Regions from separate parts of the Homo sapiens genome. Here region 1 is linked to region 2. A link is an interaction called in ENCODE POLR2A ChIA-PET data of the cell type or tissue named here. Cell type or tissue: PC-9. All regions are shown on one strand.

Evidence for each region. ChIA-PET counts read pairs that join two places held together with the same protein. Peaks named below come from ENCODE experiments on the same cell type or tissue, not always from the same donor. Only the 100,000 strongest peaks of a DNase experiment are listed, where the experiment ranks them.
Region 1: POLR2A ChIA-PET joins it to region 2 with 9 read pairs; 2 of 35 experiments call an interaction of 5 or more read pairs at or near these places.

The regions. Positions count from the first base shown.
Region 1 is chr2:24,223,506-24,231,505 of GRCh38, reverse strand. All of the region lies in intron 29 of ITSN2 (intersectin 2), which reads left to right. Among named protein-coding and RNA genes, the nearest start is that of FAM228A, 52 kb to the right of the region's middle. In PC-9, a CTCF peak has its summit at 2,794 (motif pointing left); no DNase peak of the experiment used is centred here.
Region 2 is chr2:24,107,275-24,115,274 of GRCh38, reverse strand. PFN4 (profilin family member 4) reads left to right here. Exons shown (of 5, transcript NM_199346.3): 5 at 1-466. It also overlaps a transcript of FAM228B not described here. Among named protein-coding and RNA genes, the nearest start is that of PFN4, 12 kb to the left of the region's middle. In PC-9, no CTCF peak of the experiment used is centred here; DNase peaks (open chromatin) are centred at 3,604, 4,154 and 6,364; H3K27ac peaks cover 4,022 bases.

The DNA of each region.
Region 1 (8,000 bases), 120 kb before region 2:
CAACCTGATAGTAGCCATGATCTCTCATCTTTCTTCTTTGCCCACTCTTCTTGTCTACCAAAAAGGACCTACCAGGAAGTTTTCATCAATTTCTCTGACTGCCTGTAGTCAACACTGCTGTACTGTCTCCTGAAGCTCAGAGTGTATCTTCACATCACATTCCATAAATGCTTATCGAAGCCCTCCTGTGTGTCAGACACTGGGGATGTGGCAAATTATAAGACAAAAATTTCTGCCATCTTGGAGCTGGTGTTTGAGTAGGCTAAAACAGAAAACGAACAAAATGAGAATGTGAAGTGTGTAGCATCTTAGAAAAATGAAGCAGGGAAGAGGAATGGGAGTTCTGCAAGGGAGGTGGATCCAGAGGGATTTTATTTTGAATAAAATACTCAGATAAAACCTCTCTGAGATAGTGACGGCAGGCAGAGACTGGAGGGGTGTGAGGATATCTGGAGGGAGCCATGCGGATATCTGGAAGATCATTCTGGGCAGATTTTGCACCTGCAAAATCCCTGCAGCAGGAGCATCCTGTGGTGCCTGAGGAATAGTGCGGAGGCCTGTGCGGTGGGAAGAGGGAAGAGCAGGAGAGAAGGAGGAAGCGAGGGTCTGGGTGTGACCTAGGAAATGAAGGAGGTTGTTTAGGTTCTTGTGGGCTATTTATAAACTTTGGCTTTTGTTTGGAGTGAGAAGAACCCATTGGAGGGTTTTTATTATTTTTATTTTTATTTCTTTTTTTTGAGATGGAGTTTCACTCTTGTCGCCCAGGCTGGAGTGCAATGGCATGATCTCCGGTCACTGCAACCTCTGCCTCCTGGGTTCAAGCAATTCTCCAGCCTCGGCCTCCCAAGTAGATGGGATTACAAGTGCCCACCACCATGCCCAGCTAATTTTTATATTTTTAGTAGAGACGGGGTTCCACCATGTTGGCCAGGCTGGTCTCCAACTCTTGACCTCAGGTGATCCACCCACCTCGGCCTCCCAAAGTGCTGGGATTACAGGCGTGAGCCACCGCACCCAGCCAAGGGTTTTAATGAAAGGAGTGACATGATCTGGTGTGTTTTAACAGTACTGCTCTGCCTTGCCAGATTAAAGAGGGGAAGGGATCAGAAGCCAGGAGATCCATTGGAAAGCTACTTCAGTAATCCAAGCACAAGATGATGATAACTTGGATCAGAACAGCCATGGGGGACGTGTGAGAAGTGGTCTGGATGTATTGTGAAGAGGGATCCCACAGGTGGATTGAATGTGAAGTGTGAGAAGTATCAGGTGGCGTGAGCAGCTGGAGAGATGATATTGCCATCCACTGAGGTGGAAAATTATAGAGGAGCAGGTTGGGAGATGATTAGGGGTTTGGCTTTTGATGTTACTTTGATGTGCCTTTTAGACATCTGAATGGGGATACTGAGTATACAGCAGAACGTGTGAAGAAGTTCAGGGAAGATGTTCAGGCTGGAGTGTAAATTTGGGAGCCTATCAGTACATAAATAAGCCATGAGAATGAACTGGGTCACCAAGGCTCTGAGTATGTCGAGGAAAGTTCCAAGGACTGAATCTTAGGGCACTGCGACATTAGAAGTCTGGAGAGTTGAGGAGGAACGAGCAAAGGAGCCGTGGAAGGGCAGACCAGTGAGGTGGGAGGATATGAGGAGAGGAGAGGTGGTGACCTGGAAGACGAGTGAAAAAGGATCTCATGAGGATCGAGTCATCAGCAATCACAGATGTTAGCGATAGGTCAAGTAAAATAACGGAGGAGGCTACCTGGGGAGATTAGGAAGTTCTTTTTCTTTAAAGTGAAATATCTGAAAATAATGTTAAATGTATAATTTTCCAGCTACATTCAGTAAACATTTTTCTACAGTAATATTGATTCCTTGGTGTTTGTTGAAATTGGTTCTGTGGGTTCTTTGTGTTGTTGTTGAGACAGTGTCTTACTCTGTCACCCAGGCTAGAGTGCAGTGGCACAATCTTGGCTCACTACAACCTCTGCCTCCTGGGTTCAAGTGATTCTCGCACCTCAGCCTCCTGAGTAGTTGGGATTACAGGCGCCTGTCACCACACTCAGCTAATTTTTGCGTTTTTAATAGAGATGGGGTTTCGCCATGTTAGCCAGGCTGGGCTCGAACTCCTGACCTCAAGTGATCTGCCCACCTCGACCTCCCAAAGTGCTGGGATTACAGGCGTGAGTGAGCCAGCACGCCCAGCCTGGTTCTATGGAAAAAGAATGTATAGTCTCTTGTATGTGTGTTCATATGTTAACCTTGTTAATAGTGTTCAAATCTTTCATATTCTCATTAATTTTCATTGAGAGAACTATATTAAACTCTACTACGATTATAGATATGTCAGTTTTTTCTTTTTTTTGGAGGGAGGTGGGGTATGGGTCTTAGTTTTTTATTTTACACTTTGAGGCTTTCCTGTTAGTTGTTTTTTTATTTTACACTTTGAGGCTTTCCTGTTAGTTGCAAATAAGATCAGAATTATTCTTCTTCCTGGTGAATGTTTCTACCATCTCATACGGGTCCTTAAAGCCTAATTTGTCTGTTGTAATAAAACCTCCCCAGTTGCTTTTAGAATTTTTATTTGGATAGCTTTTTCTAGCCCACTACTTCCAACACTTCTATGACCTGATTTTTAATCCAGAGCCTCTCTTTTCACTGACAGATTTAAGCCATTTACATTGATTAAAACAATTTAATACTTTTATTTGTATCTATTTTATTATGTATTTTCTATTTACCAGGCATTTTCTTTGCCCCTTTTTGTTCTGCTGACACAGGGACTTCTGTCGCACTGATCAAGTTTCTTTGTTTCTTTTATTGCCCTCTACTGGTTGGGAAATTATGTAGTCTATGTCTGTTCTTTGAGTGGTTACCTTTCCATTTTTAACATACCTGTTTGCCTTTGATCAATATCTCTTCCTTCTGCTGATCAATGCAAGGAGGATGATTTATCTCTAATGATTCTCTTATGTCTTTCATGTTATTACATTTTTGTGTTTTAACTTCACCTTGTATTTATACCTGCCAACTTAGTATTATTGTTGTTTTATACAGTCAATGATTATTTTGATTTCTTACACATTTACTAGTATTTTGGCTCACCATTTCTCATATCTCTTTTCTTTTTCCTTCTTATGTAATTTCCTTCTTCCTGAAATACGTCTTTTAATAGTTTTTCCAGTCATGTCTATTAGTGGTAAATGCGCTCAGACTTTGTCTGAAAATGTGTTTATTTCTCTGTCATCTGTGATTTAGATTTTTAGCTGGACAGTTATTTTTTTCTCTGTGTTGTGTGTTATGTGCAGCCAGTCTAATTGCTGTTCATGTGGTTATTCTGATTTTTCTTTCTGACTGTTTAATCATGTTTTTTCTTCCCTCCTTGGTGTTCTGGTATGGATTTATTTTTTTCCTAATCAGAAGCCATTGTTCTGAATTTGAGGCATTGTATCATTCTTCAATTCTAGAAAAGTCTCAGCCATTATAATCTCAATATTACCTCTCTCAATTCTTTCTATTCCCTTCTCCTGGACTACCTGTCAGATGTATGTTGGGCCTTGTCATTCTGTCCTCTGTGTCTCTTAACTTCCGTTTTATGTTTTCCATCTTTTTTTTCTTTTTTTAGTGCAATGGCACGATCTTGGCTCACAACAACCTCTGCCTCCCAGGTTCAAGCAATTCTCCTGCCTCAGCCTCCTGAGTAGCTGGGATTACAGGCACCCGCCACCATGCCCCGCTAATTTTTTGTATTTTTAGTAGAGACGGTTCACCCTGTTGGCCAGGCTGGTCTTGAACTCTTGACCTCAGGTGATCCACCCGCCTTGGCCTCCCAAAGTGCTCAGATTACAGGTGTGAGCCACCATGCCCAGCCTTCCATCTCTGTTTCTTTCTGGGCTACATTCTAAATAATTCTTCACATCTGTTTTTAGGTTTACTAATTCCTAGGATGTGTTTAATCTGCTATTTAATCTATTAATTTATCATTTCCATGACAATATTTGCCATTTTTATTCTTTTTCAACTCTCCTTATTCTTTCTTTTAATAGACTACCTATGGCTTCAAGCCCTTCATTATGTGTCTTGAGTAATGTTAAACATATATATTTTACATCTCCATGTGTATTTTTGTTCTACTGTCATATGTTCTTGGTGTTCTAATCCTCATTTTTCAATTTATGGTGGATTTTTCCCGTTTTTTGTAATTTTTTTTTTTTTTTTTTTACTTTGAGCTCATCTTTAATGAGACTTGGTTTTTCTGTGGAATCTCATGGAGCCACAGTTGTGAGTGTGACCCTCCAGGCCAGTTGCACCATTCCTTTGGCCAGTCACCCTAAGGGTATCACCAGCTAGTGACCAATTTTTGTGTTGTTTTTTGTTTTTCTTTTTCTTTTTTTGAGATGGAGTCTTGCTGTATCGCCCAGGCTGGAGTGCAGTGACACGATCTCAGCTCACTGCAGCCTCTGCCTCCCAGGTTCAAGTGATTCTCCTGCCTCAGCCTCCCAAGTAGCTGGGACTACAGGCAGACGCCACCACCCCTGGCTAATTTTTGTATTTTTAATAGAGATGGGGTTTCATCTCTACTAAATGTTAGCAATAGGTCCAGTAAAATAACAGAGGAGGCTACCTGGGGAGATTAGGAAGTTCTTTTTCTTTAAAGTGAAATATCTGAAAATAATGTTAAATGTGTAATTTTCCAGCTACATTCAGTAAACATTTTTCTACAGTAATATTGATTCCTTTGTGCTCAGACCTCAAGTGAGCACCAAGAAAAACCAGAATAACCACATGAACAGCAATTAGACTGGCTGCACATAACACACAACACAGAGAAAAAATAACTGTCCAGCTAGAAATCTAATTCATGGATGACAGAGAAATAAATACATTTTCAGACAAAGTCTGAGCACATTTACCGCTAATAGAACTCCTGACCTCAAGTGATCTGCCCACCTCGGCCTCCCAAAGTGCTTGGATTACAGGTGTGAGCCACCATACCTGGCCAATTTTTGTGTTAATTCATCTGAATTCTTGAACTCCAAGTTTGTGTAAGATGCAAGCCCAGCATTTCCATTCATTACTTAACAGACAAAAAACTTTTTAATCATGTCACTCTTCTGGAGAGAGGACATTTTTCCTACTCCACCCTGTAACATTCAGTCTCCTGCCAGAGTTTCCTCTCATTGGCCAAACCCAGGCAGAGGCCAAATAGAACAGAAGCTTAGAAAAAACAGCCTGCAGGATTGGCTTTTTTGCAGCCCAGAGCAGAACAGGGAAAAGGTGAGAAATGGACCTGGGCACAAACAGGCCTAGGACCAACACAATATTCTATCCCCTAACAAATATTCCCTGACTGCAGGTAGCCAACACGCTGTGCTCAGCTTGCTATTACAGAAATGTGTTAGACACAGTCCCTGGTCTGCAGTCAGAGCCACTGACACCGTAACTACACAGATTAACAACAGCACCAGTTAGACGATGTGTAATGTTAAAAGACAGATACAAACCAGTACCATGGAAACACTGCATGTGTTCAGCGGTCACAGCTTGCTAAGGGCTACTCTATTGACAATGCAGGTATAGAGAGTGGCAAAGGGGTGTATCCTATCCATAAAACCCGAATTCCTCAGTTCATCAGGACTTTTCTCAGGACAAAAAAGATGTTACCCTCCCTCCTCTCAAAAAAAGAGGATTCTGTGGTCAAATACGTGTTGGGAACCCTGAGCTCATCAAATTTTTCTGTAGCACAGAGTTTCTCACTGCCTAATAGGCTAATGTGCACTGGGGCCCTGCGAGTGAGATATACAGCCTGCAGCATTGTCTGGATTCATCTGACCGCACAGGACAGGAGCATCAGGAGCCTATTTTGGCATTTGCTGGACTGGGGGGAGCAGAGAGCCAGGCAGCAGGCAAGAGGCAGAAGACAGAAGGAAACACCAAGAAGAGGAGAGGCTCAAGGGCTGAGAAAGGCAGACTCAAGTCTCCAAAAAAGCCTCCCATCCAAGGCGCCTGTGCTGTGGGCCGGCAGGGGAGGGTGCAAGCTCAGAAGAGGTCACTGAACTTGGCAATGCCAAGGTCATCGATACCTTCCCGAGAGCAGTGTCGGGCAGTGGGGCAGAAACCAGAATCCCGAGTGGAGATGTGACAGGGAAAGCTAGCGAGAGTTGGCCATGGGTGTAAACCCCTCTAGTGACATTTGCCAATGAGACCAAAGGCAGGCGGTGCTGAGGAGGGGGCAGGGTTGGAGAAGTGTGCTTGTTGGTTGGTTTCAAACAGTGGGATAGGAGGGACACTTAGCAATGTTTATGGGCTAAGAAGGAAATGGCGAAGAGTGAACATAGAAGCGTGAAGGAAAGGGAGGGGCCCTGGAGGAGAGGCTGACTACAGACAGTGGCTTTAGAAAGAAACAGGACCCCTCCTTCCCTAACTCAGGAAGGACACACAGGGACAAATGGACAGACAGAAGGGGAGGAAGAGAGGCCTCGTGTCTTTATTTTTTCCCTGACATCAGAGGTAAGAGCATCTGGAAGTGAGGGTAGGAGCTGGGTTGGAAACTTAAACAGAGGGTAAAAATTTAAGAGCAGGCCAGGCGTGGTGGCTCACGCCTGTAATCCCAGCACTTCGAGAGGCCGAGATGGGCAGAGCACTTGAGGCCAGTAGTTGGAGACCAGCCTGGCCAACATGGCGAAACCCCGTCTCTACTAAAGATACAAAAATTAGCTGGGTGTGGTGGGCACCTGTAGTTCCAGCTACTCGGAGACTGAGGCAGGAGAATCGCTTGAACCCGGGAGGCGGAGGTTGTAGTGAGCCGAGATCGCGCCGCTGCACTCCAGCCTGGGCCACACAGTGAGACTCCGTCTCAAAAAAAAAAAAAAAGTTGAAGAGCCGTCATGATGAAATGCAAAAGGGTCAGCTAGGCATGGCATGCCAGGGGTGTCCCCACATTATCCTGCTACAGCTAATGCAATGTATAGTCTAGTTTTAGAAACAAATATCTGAGGTTCTTGCTATTATTCCAAGGTATTATTCCAGATACAGTGGCCAATACTTGTGGTTTTTAATGTAAATCATTGTTTCCCAAGGTGTGATAGTTGTATCCTTGTGGTGCTCAACGCACTGGTACACAAAATGGACCTGTTTCATTCGAATGATTATATATTTGCTTTAATGATTATTAGAAGAAACATAATGAGCACACTTAACTTCAAACACGAGTACGTTTAGAGAAAAATATTAAGTAAATAATAATAGAGATGGAATGTGGATATGGCAAAAGTCTTGAAAGCAGAACATGAAGTTTGTAAGACAGTGGTGTGGGAGGTGGGGCAACCTTGGAAACTGGTCTGAGTTCCCTCCATCAATCACCTGGCCACACCGAGTAGCACCACTGGATCATATCAGGATCAGTGCCATTTCGCCAGGTGTCTGGTCACCAAGCCTCTCCTTGCTCCACAAAAGCCTCGTCAAGCAGACATTTGGATTAGCCTCAGTGATTTTTTTTAACACTCAGTTACCCTCTGCAGTTCCCCCTGGCAGAAGATAATAAAATACTATCTCCCTAAAAGCGTAACAATTTTGAACATGACAGTGGCATTATGATTTATTTCTTTCTTTTCTTTATTTTTCTTCTTTCTTTTTTTTCTTTCTTTCCTTTCTTTCTTTCTTTTTCTTGTTTCTTTCCTTTTTTTCCCTTCCTTCCCTTCCCTTCCTTCTTTCACTCCTTCCTTCTTCCCTCACTCCCCTCCCCTCCCCTCCCCTTCCCTTTCCCCTTACATTCACTTTTTCCTTCCTTCTCCCTGTTCCTTTCTTTTCCTTTTTTTTTTTTTTTTGAAACAGGGTCTCACTCTTATCTGGCCTGGAGTACAGTGGTGCAGTCACAGCTCACTGCAAACTTGAACTCTCAGACTCAAGCAGTCCTCCCAGCCTTAGCCTCCCAAGTAGCTGGGACTACAGGCACATGCCACCACGCCTGGCTAATTTTTTTTTTTTTAATTTGGTAGAGATGAG
Region 2 (8,000 bases):
CAAGAATGCAAGGCTCTCACCACTCTTTATCCAAGACATTTCTCAGGGTTAGGTTGCAGCAAGCAACCTTGAAAAATGAAGGGATGTCTCCCATCAGGACAGAGAGCAAGCTTGCTTACTGTTTGCTATAAAAGCAGTGGAGTCCCTGAGCTCAGTGTTACCCCTCCTGTAATACAACTCCCTGCATGTGTGACATCTGTCTGGCTCACATCACCCCGGTGAGACTTGGGAGAAGGGATTGCAAAGGCCATTCAACAATGGACCACTAGTCAAGGTATTCAATGGACATTTCACACTCCCATTTGCAGGTATCTGGTATCATTTTGAACATTGGAAAGGCCTTCTCAAAAATCAACTCAAAAAGATTTCTGACTCTAACCCTAACTCTCACTGCACACCTTAGTAAGGCAGTATGGTCACTAAATGCACCCTTCCCCAGAAAGAGTTCATCTCCTCTTGGTCTCCTAGGTGATAATCTGGACCATAAGGGTGGAGAGCTATAGAACCTATTTTGAAAATTCAAGATTCTACACTGACTATTGCTAAACATGATGCATCTTTTTTTCCCTGACAACATCCTCAGGCCAGCCTGGTTGGTATACCCTTCAGATGTCCCTGGGGAGAGACCACCTTCGACTACTTAAAAAAAGACAGCCTAGGGAATTCAAATTTAATTCTGGTTCAGCTAGATTGGACTAACATGGTCCTATATCATGACGATAATGACTACTTAGTTAAGTACACTGTTCTCTAGATCCCTCTACAGGGTTCTACACAGGCCAAGATAGGATATAATGGTTCTCTTTAATTTTGCAAAAATGCCCCTGTCCCTCTTACATCTGACCCTTCCAGACAAGATGTCTGGAAGCAAGTAGGGCACGATTGGAGAAAAAGTATAGACATGGCTACTGGGATGGGACACACCAACTGCATGGCCACGGAGACCCTAGCACCTGGAGAGGGAACACATTCGATCTCAGGAGATTGGGAAACGGGAGCCCTTTCATGTTCTTTTTGTCCCCCAGATTCAGCATCTCCTTGTGGCAAACCCTAACTTACTAGCCTTTGTAAGTCAAGTAAAATCAAATCTTAGGTCCTTTATAGTTGTAATCAGGCAGTGAGGTACAGAATTCAAAATTCCAAAGACATGCCATCTAGGGCAGGATGTCTTTTGCTGGTATTTACAAAATTATCTCATTTTCAGCTCTGTATAATAGCCTTACACAGAACTTACTTCCAACATCATTCCTTTTCTGAGCTTGGATGGCCAAGTACCACAGATTTGTTTTTTTGTTTTTGTTTTAGTTTTTGATTGGTAGCCTTGCCACTAGTCCGTTCATCCATTATTTAGTCAGTAGTTTGATTCTTTTGGGGGTTTTGTTGTTGTTGTTTGTTTTGAGACAGAGTTTTGCTCTTGTCACCCAGGCTGGCGTGCAATGGTGCAATCTCGGCTCACTGCAACCTCCACCTCCAGGTTTCAAGTGAATCTCCTGCCTCAGCCCCCCAAGTAGCTGGGATTACAGGCACCCACTACTACACCTAGCTAATTTTTGTATTTTTAGTAGAGACGGGGTTTTGCCATGTTGGTCAGGCTGGCCTCGAACTCCTGACCTCAGGTGATCCACCCGCCTCCGCCTCCCAAAGTGGTGGGATTACAGGCCTCAGCCACTGTGCCCGGCCTGTTTTTTGTTTTTATTTTTGTTTTGAAACAGGGTCTCACTCCATAACCCAGGCTGGAGTGCAGTGGTGTGATCACAGTTAACTACAGCCTCAATCTCCTAAGCTCAAGCGATGCTTCCACTTCAGCCTCCCGAGTAGCTAGGGTTATAGGCACATGCCACGTGCAGCTAATTTTTAAATTTTTTGTAAAGATGGGGTCTCACCATGTTGCACAGGCTGGTCTAGAACTCCTGGGCTCAAGCAATCGTTCTGCCTCGGCCTCCCAAAGTGCTGAGATTACAAGAGCGAGACACTGCATCTGGCCTTTGATTCTTTTTGAAAAGAGATAACAGTAAATTTTAAATTAACTTATTTAGCATTCTTTGTAATAAGAACGTTAAATAAGTGTATTTAGATGTATTGTTTACTGTTGTATCACCACTACCTAGCACATAGTCGGCTTTGTGCTAGGTAGTAATGATACAACAGTAAATAATACATCTACCCCAAGACAGGCTCACAATTTAGTGGGGAAGGCAAGTTGTAAATGAGTCACATGACCACATGATAAATGCTGGAGCAGGTGTAAAACAACTACAGAGCACAGTCCTGAAGACTAACTGTGTCTTCAGGAACCTGAAACTAGCATTTGAAGTGCATTTGGAAGAAGAGTGAGTATGGAAGAGAGTAAAGAGTATTCCAGGCTGAAGGAGCACCAAATGCCAAGGCACAGAGTGATGAAAAGGCCTGTTGTGTGGAAAGAATGGTGAGAGGTTCCATGTGGCTGGAAAGCAGTACGTGGGAGACAGTGATCAATGAAAATGGGAAGATGGATAGAGCCAAAATAGAAAAGGCTACTCTCCTTGGAGTCACTCAGAAGACATCAAGCAGTGCTGTGGGGTAGACAGTACTTTTAGAAAACTATTAAATTAGGATTACAAAAGTAATATACACTCACTTTTATAACTTGGGAAAATAAGTTAGTCATAATTTCACATTAAGTGAAAATTTCTGGGCCCGGCATGGTGGCTCATGCCCATAATCCCAGCACTTTGGGAGACTGAGGCTGGCGGATCAGCTGAGGTCAGGAGTTTGAGACCAGACTGGCCAACATGGCAAAACCCCATCTCTACTAAAAAATACAAAAATGAGCTGGGCGTCATAGCAGGTGCCTGTAATCCTAGCTACTCAGGAGGCTGAGGCACAAGAATCGCTTGAACCCAGGAGGCGGAGGTTGCAGTGAGCCAAGATCGCGCCACGGCACTCTACCCTGGGCGACAAGAGCGAAACTCCACCTCAAAAAAAAAAAAAAAAAAAAAGATGAAAGCTTCTGGTGATGGTTTTGAGATTTTCTTCAGGTCTCTTTTGATGCACATAATATATACATTTTAACCTTACCTAGCCTTAATGCATAGAGTTGACATTCCACTATGTTCATTTAGCATGATGCTATGAGACCTTGAATGTCTTTAAATTGCTTCAAAAACATTTTAAATCGCTGCATATCATATAAACATTATATTGTTCTTTGTTAGATATTTAGATTATTTCTACTTTTTCACTTTGTAAGTAATATTACAGTTTAGAACTTTTACATAATTCTTTGTATCTCTGATTATTTCCTTAGGTCTGGAAGTGGAATTTCAGGGTCAGAATTTGAGCAAGTTTATGGCTCTCTGGAGTTTTTGTTTTGTCTCTTACAAGGAAGGAATTTTACACCATAGCTTGTAACATGCAGTTGAGGGGTTTTTTTTGGCAGATGGGAGTTGTATGTAATTCAGCTCTAATTTATCAGCCCCCTCTGCTTGTGGGGTGAGTCCGAAGCAGTCTTAGTGTCCCAGTGGGTGAGGATGAGAGGAAATACTGCAGACATTTGAACTAGCTGAGTCAGAGACTGGAGAAGCAGGTTACTCTTTAAATTCCAGTTAGTGCTAAATCATGGTGATGTTGGACAGTCACACCTCTGCAGTCCAGAGATGTACAATATAAAGATACTTGTGAGGTTTGCACGACAAGCCAGGAAGCATTTGAGGACTTCTAGCCACAACTCCAAAAGAGGACAGGGATGCCAAGGCCCAAAGCTAAACAAAGACTGAGCTATCAATACTTCAGGCTAAAATTAGGCTGTGTCATCAAAACAGAATGGACAGGAGCAGAGATATGCAAAGAATGGCTCTCAAGCCTGCAAGACTTGAACATGTGAACATATTGATATGTGTGTAGAAGGAATGTGTAACCACAAAAAAAATGGAAGTGGGGCCAGGTGCGGTGGCTCATGCCTATAATCCCAGCACTCGGGAGGCTAAAGCAGGTGGATTGCCTGAGCCCAGGAGTTCGAAATCAGCCTGGGCAACATAGCAAGATCTTGTCTCTACAAAAAATGCAAAAATAGCTGGGCATGGTGGCACACCCCTGTAGTCCCAACTACTCAGGAGGCTGAGGCAGAAGGGTTGCTTGAGCCCAAGAGTTTCAGGTTACACTGAGCTATGATCATGCCACTATATTCTAGCCTAGGTGACACGGCGAGACTCTGTTTCAAAAAAAAAAAGATCAGCCAGGAAGCTCAGATAAGAGTCACTGGAGTAAATGTTGGTTGGGCCCATTCAAAGTGGGAGGGTTTATGAGCAAACAATTTAAGTACCCTGGTAGTTTCCAACAATAATTCTTTGACCAAGTGTCCTACGATTCAATTTGACACTAGCTAACTGGAGTTAGTGTAGACCTCACAGGTTAAGGAGCTCAGTTCCCACAAGCCTGTCCCCACTACAGATGCCAAACACGAGTTCCAGGTCCCCAGGCTACCCGCACTACCCACACTTCTGTCTGACCTGGCTACAGATTTGGGGGGGGAGTCCCATGACTCATGATAATTTGCTGGAATGACTACAGAACTCATGAAAAGGCTACACTGCACTTACGATTGCAGTTTTCTTATAAAGGATGCAAGTCAGGAATAGCCAAATGGAGATGTATAGGGCGGGGGCACAGAACTTCCACACCTCTCCAGACACATGCGCCTCCCAGCACATGGAGGTGTTCGCCAGCCCAGAAGCTCTCTCTCCAAACCTTGTTGTTCCAGGGTTTTTATATGGGCTTCTGTTATGTAGGCATAATTGACTGAATCATCGGCTATATGATTGAACTCAATCCCCACTCACTTTTCCTCCCCAGAAGTCAGGAGATGAAGCTAAAAGTTCCAGCCCTCTAATCACAGGGTTGGTTCTTCTGGTGACCAGCCCCTGCCCTGAAGCTATCTAGTACCTATCCCCCATCCCAGAAATGGGTGACTGATAGGTGTTTTTTCTGATCCCCTCCCTCCTCCCACCCTCCACTCTCAAGCAGGCCCCAGTGTCTGTTGTTTCCCTCCTAGTATCCACGTGTTCTCCTTGTTTAGCTCCCACTTACAAGTGAGAACAGGTGGTATTTGGTTTTCTGTCCCTGTCTTAGTTTGCTAAGGATAATGCCTCCACCTCTATCCATGTTGCTGCAAAGGACATGATCTCATTCTTTTTATGGCTGCATAATATTCCATGATGTATATATACCACATTTTCTTTATCCTGTCTACCATTGATAGGCATTTAGGTTGATTATGTGTCTTTACTATTGTGAATAGGCTGCAGTGGACATATGCATGGATGTATCTTTATGGTAGAATGATTTATATTCTTTTGGGTATATACCCAGTAATGGGATTGCTGGGTCAAATGGTAATTCTGTTTTAAGTTCACTGAGGAGTTGCCACACTTATTTCTACAATGGCTGAACTAATTTACACTCCCATCAGCACTGTATAAGCATTCTCTTTTCTCCACAACCTCGCCAACATCTATTATTTTTTGACTTTTTAATAATAGCCATTCTGAATGGTGTGAGATGGTATCTTGTAGTTTTCATTTGCATTTCTCTAATGGTTAGTGATGTTGAGCATTTTTCATATGCTTTTTGGCTGCATATATGTCTTCTTTTGAAAAGTGTCTGTTCATGTTCTTTGCCCACTTTTTGATGGGGTTGTTTTTGCTTGTAAATTTGTTTAAGTTCCTTATAGATTCTGGATATTAGACCTTTGTCAGATGTATAGTTTGCAAATATTTTCTCTCAGTAGGTTGTCTGTTTACTCTGTTGATAGTTTCTTTTGCTGTGCAGAAGCTCTTTAATTTAATTACATGCCATTTGTCAATTTTTGTTTCGTTGCAATTGCTTTTGGTGTCTTCATTATGAAATCTTCACCAAGTCCTATGTCCAGAATGGCATGTCCTAGGTTATCTTCCAGTGTTTTTATAGTTTGAGTTTTTACACATAAGTCTTTAATCCATCTTGAGTTGATTTTGTATATGGTGTAAGGAAGGGGTCAAATTTCAATCTTCTGCATGTGGCTAGCCATTTATTCTAGCACCATTTATTGAATAAGGAGTACTTTCCATTGCTTTTTTTTTTTTTTTTTGCCATTACTCTTTTTTTTTGTCAACTTTGTTGAAGATCAGATGGTTATAGGTGTATGGCATTATTTCTGGGCTCTCTCTACTGTTCCATTGGTCTATATGTCTGTTTTTGTACCAGTACCATGCTGTTTTGGTTACTGTAGCCCTGTAGTATATAGTTTGAAGTTGGGTAAGGTGATGCCTTCAGCTTTGCTTAGGGTTGCCTTAGCTATTCGAGCTCTTTTTTGGTTCCATATGAATTTCAAAATAGCTTTTTCTTTTTTTTTTTTTTTTGAGACGGACTCTTGCTCTGTCAGCCAGGCTGGAATGCAGTGGCGCAATCTCGGCTCACTGCAAGCTCCGCCTCCCAGGTTCATGCCATTCTCCTGCCTCAGCCTTCCAAGTGGCTGGGACTACAGGTACCCACCACCACACCCAGCTAATTTTTTGTATTTTTAGTAGAGACAGGGTTTCACCGTGTTAGCTAGGATGGTCTCGATCTCATGACCTCGTGATCTGCCCGTCTAGGCCTCCCAAAGTGCTGGGATTACAGGCATGAGCCACTGTGCCCGGCCAATTTGCATATGTTAAACCAACTTTGCATGTGCTGTTGGATTCAGTTTGCTAGCATTTTGTTGAGAATTTGTGCATCTATGTTCATCAAAAATATCAGCCTGAATTTTTCTTTTCTTTTTATTTTTGTTGTTGTTGTGTCTCTGACAGGTTTTGGTATCAGAATGATGCTGGCCTCATAGAATGAGTTGGGGAGGAGTCCCTCCTCCTCAATTTTTTGTAATAGTTTCTGTTGGAATGGTACCAGCTTTTCTTTATACATCAGGTAGAATTTGGCTGAGAATCCCTCTGGTCCTGGACCTTTTTTGTTTGTTTGTTTGTTTGTTTTGGTTGGTGGGCTTTTTATTACTAATTCAATTTCAGAACTCATTATTGGTCTGTTCAGGGATTCAGTTTATTCCTGGTTCAGTCTTAGGAAGCTGTATGTGTCCAGGAATTTATCCACTTCTAGATTTTCTAGTTTGTGTGCATAGAGGTATTCAAAGTAGTCTCTAAAGGTGTTTTGTATTTCTGTGGGGCCAGTGGTAACCTCCTCTTTGTAATTTCTAATTGTATTTATTTGGATCTTCTCTCGTTTTTTCTTTATTAGTCTAGCTAGTGATCTATCTATCTGATTAATTTCTTTCAAAGAACCGATTTCTGGATTTGTTGATCTTTTGTATGGTTTTTGTGTCTCAATTTCCTTTAGTTCAGCTCTGATTTTGGTTATTTCTTGTCTTCCAATAGCTTTGGGGTTGGTTTGCTCATGCATTCCTAGGTCTTCTAGTTGTAATATTAGGTTGTTAATTTGGGATCTGTCTGTTTCATGTGGGCATTTAGTGCTATAAACTTCCCTATTAACACTGCCTTAGCTGTGTCCCAGAGATTCTTGTATGTCATATCTTTGTTCTCATTAGTTTGGAAGAATTTTTTTATTTCTGACCTAATTTCGTTATTTACCCAAAAGTCATTTTGGAGCAGGTTGTTTAATTTCCATGTAATTGTGTGATTTCAATGATTTTCTTAGTATTGATTTCTATTTTTATTGCACTGTGGTCTGAGAATGTGGTTGGTATGATTTCAGGTTTTTTTATTTTGCTGAGTATTGTTTTATGTCTGATTGTCTGGTTGATTTTGGAGTATGTGCCATTTGGTGATAAGAAGAATGTATATTCTGTTGTTTTTAGGTGGAGCACTCTGTAGATGTCTATCAGGTTACTTTGGTCAAGTGTTCAGTTCAGGTCCTGAATAGCTTTGTTAATTTTCTGCCTCAATGATCTGTCTAATACTGTCAGTGGGGTGTTGAAGTCTCCCATTATTATTGTGTGGGAATCTAAATCTCTTCATAGGTCTCTAAGAACTTGTTTT